Linked DNA regions of Homo sapiens: region 1 is linked to region 2. A link is a contact called in ENCODE Hi-C data. All regions are on one chromosome and are shown on one strand. Each heading gives the region's core, a stretch centred on a gene start or an enhancer-like site at or near the end of the contact. The rest is flanking DNA. Distances are from core to core; before and after follow the strand shown.

Region 1 (2,700 bases), core at 72-2,571, 260 kb after region 2:
TATCTACGTATGTATCTATGTAGCTATCTATCCATCCATCTATTATCTATCATCTGTCTATCTATCCATCCATCATCTATCTATCCATCTATCATCTGTCTATCATCTATGTATATATGTATCTATATATCTATTACCTATGTATGTGTCTACTATCTATCATCTATCTATCTATCATCTATCTATGTATCTATCATCTATCTAGTATGTAATTCTGTTATTGTGTGTATGTATGTAGATGTGGTAAAATACAATTTGTTTAAAAATATTTCCTGTTATAGTTTTTATTCTCAGTTTTGGAATTTCTCTCTGTGGTCTTTTGCTACCGAGCCCAGGCCCAGGGAAGGTGAGGGCAAATGCGGCATGGAAATAGAACAGCACCTGTTCCCTAAGGGAGCGTCTCTCAGTGGGGGCCAAGCCTTCCTCTGTGGGAAGAAGGAGCCTGTGAAGAGGTGCGGACAAGGCAAGAGTGTCTTGGTCCTCACTGCCCTTACAGCTGAAGCTTTCTGTCTGGCAGGGGCAGGGGGGAAGGTGTCATGCTGGTGTAGAAATACACAGAGTGGTTGAAGGAAGGGCAAATTCAAGTTGAAGTAGAGAAGCTCCATAGTCATCATGGCCACGGACCCACTGTGGACCTGAGCAGAAGAGAGATGGCAGGGAGGGTAAGGATCTGAGAAGGGATCCCTGGTGAGGCCTCCGGTCCTGGATGCGTGGAGCAGCCTCTGAGGAACCTGCCTCTGAGCAAGTTTAGTGAGGTGCGCAGGACCAACACCTGCGGAGAGTGGAGGAGGAGGTGGGGGCAGGGAGCAGCTGCATTGTCAGTGTGGATGGCCCAGGAGGGAGGCGCCTCTTCCATCAGGGGTTCTCTCCGTGGATGGACCCAATACCCCCTGCCACTGGAGGGTCTGGGCTCCAGGCCCTCAGAGGTGTGGTTGGCCACATGCGTGGTGAGTCAGGGGTCCAGGGAGGCCTTCGTTGCAGAAGAAACTCCCCAACCACAGCGTGTGACCCAGCCCAAGGGAGAGCCTGGGTCTGGCCAGAGTGCCTAATGGTCAGGGCTCTAGCTTGATAGGGGGGAGCTGGGAAAGAGGAAACAATAATGTCCCAAATCTCAAAGAAAAGGCCTTAAAAATCAACACAGTGCCAGGACGGAAGGCTGTGGCTCTGGGATCCCACACAGCCATGGAGATGACAGCTAAGGCAGTAACACAGGTTTCAGCCCCCGCTTTCAGATCTGGGTCTGAGAGGACTGACGCTTGGTGTGATGAGAAATGTCAGAACCCACAGCAGAAAGCTGTGGGCTCACACGCTAAGGCAGATTTAGAGGGCAGGCCTTACTTCCCTTGCCTCGTAGGAAATTGTCCATGAACTCTGCATGTGTCATTTCTTGTGCATGTATTGGGAGAGATGTTTTATACTTTGTATCAGCGATGAGCTTTTTTTAAAAAGAAATTATAAAAATATAAAATGTACCATCTTAACGGTTTCTAAGTATGTCAGAGGTATTCAGGGCTTTCACATCATTGTACAACCATCACCACCATCCACCTCCAGAATACTTCTCATTTTGCAACACTGAAACTCTCTGCCTGTTAAAAACTAACCAACTCTCTGTTCTCCACTTCCCTCAGCCACTTCCCCAATGAGACAGCAACTGTTCTACTTTCTGTCTCTATAATTTTGACACTCTAGGCACCTCATGTAAGCAGAATCACACAGCATTTGTCTTTTTGCAACTGGTATATTCACTTAGCGTAATGTCCTCAAGGTTATGGGCTCCATGTTGTAGCATGTGTGAAAATTCCTTTTCTTTTCTTTCTTTCTTTCTTTCTTTCTTTTTTTTTTTTTTTTGAAATGGAGTTTTGCTTTTGTTGCCCAGGCTGGAGTGCAATGGTGCGATCTCGGCTCATGCAATCTCCGCCTCCCAGGTTCAAGCGATTCTCCTCCCTTGACCTCTGGAGTAGCTGGGATTACAGGCGCCCACCACTACGCCCAGATAGTTTTTGTATTAAAAATTAAAAATACTAAAAGTAGAGATGAGGTTTCACCATGTTAGCCAGGCTAGTCTTGAACTCTGGACCTCAGGTGATCCACCTGCTTCTGCCTCCCAAAGTTCTGGGATTACAGGCATGAGCCACTGCACCCAGACAAATTCCTTTTCTTCTTAAGGCTGAACGGTGTTCCATTGTAGGTATATACACATCACATTTTGTTCTTCCACTCGTCTGCTGATGGACCATTGGGTTGCTTCCATCTTCAGAGTACTGTGAGTCAAGCTGCTGTGAACATGGGTAGACAAATACCTGTTTAAGTCTCTGCTTTTCAATCTAGCAGGGGAATTGATGGACCATATAATAATTTTTTTTTTTTTTTTTTTTTTTTTTTTTGAGACAGAGTCTCGCTCTGTTGCCCAGGCTGGAGTGCAGTGGCGCGATCTTGGCTCACTGCAAGCTCCGCCTCCAGGTTCACGCCATTCTCCTTCCTTAGCCTCTGGAGTAGCTGGGACTACGGGCGCCCGCCACCATACCCGGCTAATTTTTTGTATATTTAGTAGAGACGGGGTTTCTCTGTGTTAGCCAGGATGGTCTCCATCTCCTGACTTCCTGATCCACCCGCCTCAGCCTCCTAAAGTGCTGGGATTACAGGCGTGAGCCACCGCGCCCGGCCGATAATTCATTTTTAAATGTTTTTGAGGAACCA
Region 2 (2,700 bases), core at 135-2,634:
TCCTGGCACGTTGTCGCTTGGATGTAAGGCCCCATAGAGAAGGCGCTTAGCCTGCATTCCTGCCTACCCAGGGTCTAGCGCAGACAGCAGGCGCTCAAGAAAGAGTTGCTGAGTGAGCGTGTGAATGAAGACTTGATGACTGACATACAAAATTAAAGAATCTGGGGTTTTTTAAAAGCTTATCTCATTTTTTGCAACAATCTTTAGACCTGATCTTCGATCAGCCTTTAGCTGATGTATAGATAGGGTGAGGTTGCCACAATCTGGGGTAGATCAGCTTTGTGACTTGTCATCTAAAAAGGGGAAGAGGTTTAACTTGAAAGAGAAAAAAAAAACAGTAGACGACCTTTATGTGGAACAGTTACGCGAAGCCTCATCGGTGGCCAGGCAACTTCCTTTCCAACTTCTTCTTACTCGGGACCCTCTGCCCATGTTTACATCTTGCCAAAGACCATGGAAACTGGTAAACATCTTGCCAAATAAAGCTGTTTAGACTGACTGAACATGCAAAGACGCCCTCTGTCCCTTGGACAACTACAGGTCAGGGAAATGAATGGAAGTCACATGAGACTCTACTCTTTCAAATTCCCTTTTAAAGTGGAAATTCCCTCGCTTGGTTATAGTATTAAAGGGAACAAGCCTAAGAAGTGGAATTACAGGAAAAATGGGCACGTGAGGATATGAGAGTATAGATGGTGTACGCTCATAGATGGTACAGAGTAGATGGGCATCATTTGGATAGAGAAACACAAAACACTCTTTGCTGAACTTGAAGATGATATTGCTGGTTAAGAGCACAGACTTGGGAATTATATCAGCATTTGAATCTCGACTCTTGACCCTACTACTTCCTAATGGGGTGATGTGTGTAAAGTTGTTAATCTTTCTGAGCCCTACCTGCCTCATGTGTGGTATATAGAGATGCAGGCACCTCAAAGGCCTGAGTCTGACACACAGTGGATGGCGAAAATTGGAGAGCTGGAGGAGGAGAGGCACATAGGTCATGCCTAAGTCATGAGAACATACAAACAACAAAATCAACAATAGAAATCTAGCTTCACTTGATTGATCCAGCTTGTCGGAAGATTGCTAAGAGATTCCACTCAACAACTAAACCGCCGTTCCACACTATGATTGCTGACTTGAGGCTGGTAACACCTTTTGGGAACGCTGTCTTGGGAACGTTCACAGGAAAATTGCTCCTTTGGGTACAAGGTTTTGAGATACAATCTCTGGGTCAATGAGTACTTTACATACAGGAACCCCAAAATGGAGGAAGTAGGCTATGGAGGAACAAGAAAAGAAGGGAAAAACAAAGCAGCCACAGAGGCGAGGTGGCTGCTCCCCTTCCTGCCACCTGGAGGAAGTTGGAGGCTAGTTCTGGAGACATCACAGTTTCTATTACTTTGGTTACTTGGCAGAGCCTAAAAACTTCCTCTTGTGTGGAAGAAAGAAAATCCTTTCTGTGTTGCTCCCTGGAGGGAAGAAAACCAGGCTGACTCTTGCTTCCATTTGAGGAGCTCAAAGGAAGCCATTTCCCACGATGGTCCCCCAGGCACAATCCTGCATGGAGCCCAGCCCTGGCCCACAGCTCCTTGACTACAATCCCCTTGACCCATTCATCACCCTTGCCACTGGCCCTATTCTTTGTGACTTGGCTCAACACTGGTGACTTCTTCTGCTGCCCTATTCACCTCCAGTCTGAGACTCAGGAGCATGTGGCCACCTGCTGCCACAGAGATGCCACACACATGGCCCAACGCCAACGGGGTCGCTTAAAATACATTGCTGATCTGTGGCCTATGTCTGGAGGAAAGGGGCCGGTGGGGTCCTACAGTGACCCGAGAGGCTCCTATTCTGAACCACAGAGAGCACCACACCAAGAGGCTGGTGTGATATGCTGCTGGGCCCACAGTTTTCATGGGCCCCATGTGCCTGGAGTGAAAGGTCTTTAGATCAATCAAAGAGATCCAGTGTCTGGGGAGTTCTTGTTTCTTCACACTGACCACTTCAATAACGCAAGGACGGGGATTTTCTTGGCTTTGACCAAGGCTGCAGTCTCTCCAGAGCTGAAAACTCAAGTTACTTCTGCCTGGTTCTGGCCTCCCCTGACTCGGCTCTGCCATTAACCAGTAAAACTAGTATCTCCTGTTCTAGAGGGAGGTCGTCATCCTGGTAGAGGGCCATGTGTAAGGATCTGCACCCCTCTGTTTAATTCTCCAGGAAGGTCACTGCAGCTGAGGTCAACTTCCTCCCCAGAGAAGCAAAACCTGTTGGCTGCAGAGGCTGCTTGTTAAACAGAGAGGCGTTACCTCCAGGAGATGTGTGACATCAGACTTTTCAGGGATAGTGCCCAGAAAGCTCAGAAACTTTGCTTAACAAACTCTTCCAGGTGATTCTGATATTAGCTAAATCTGAAAACCACAGAATTAAATGATGTTAGTTTTTTTCCCTCGAAATTTAAGTTTCATACTGACCCTTGAACTACTTATACTGAAAACATTTCAAACATTGATAGTTCATTGATACTAGCAACTGATCTGAAATTATTACTTTGCCTAAAAAAAACTGACAATTTCAGAATATTATCATTCCTTAGTAGTTTGCATTTATGACATTAGATAGTTCCAACTCCTTCCTCCACTTTGTGCAAATGATTTCATGTATCTTATTTCTACATCTGTCATAAACCCTGTTTAC

The links. Hi-C counts contacts between places; a loop is a spot of excess contacts on that map. Pooled maps may share reads with other maps.
Region 1: a loop to region 2 is called in a map with no recorded cell type, with 8 times the contacts of the local background. The contact joins two enhancer-like sites. A Hi-C loop is called at or near these places in 1 of 168 maps with a recorded cell type or tissue (GM12878), 9 of 37 single-sample maps with no recorded cell type and 6 of 50 pooled maps.

The regions. Positions count from the first base shown.
Region 1 is chr6:166,829,277-166,831,976 of GRCh38, reverse strand. It overlaps a transcript of RPS6KA2 not described here. Among named protein-coding and RNA genes, the nearest start is that of RPS6KA2-AS1, 73 kb to the left of the region's middle. Within about 2 kb of position 1,321, at least 2 of the 41 ENCODE cell types and tissues checked have a DNase peak (open chromatin) inside an H3K27ac peak, as active enhancers do.
Region 2 is chr6:167,089,020-167,091,719 of GRCh38, reverse strand. No RefSeq gene overlaps it. Among named protein-coding and RNA genes, the nearest start is that of CCR6, 33 kb to the left of the region's middle. Within about 2 kb of position 1,384, at least 5 of the 41 ENCODE cell types and tissues checked have a DNase peak (open chromatin) inside an H3K27ac peak, as active enhancers do.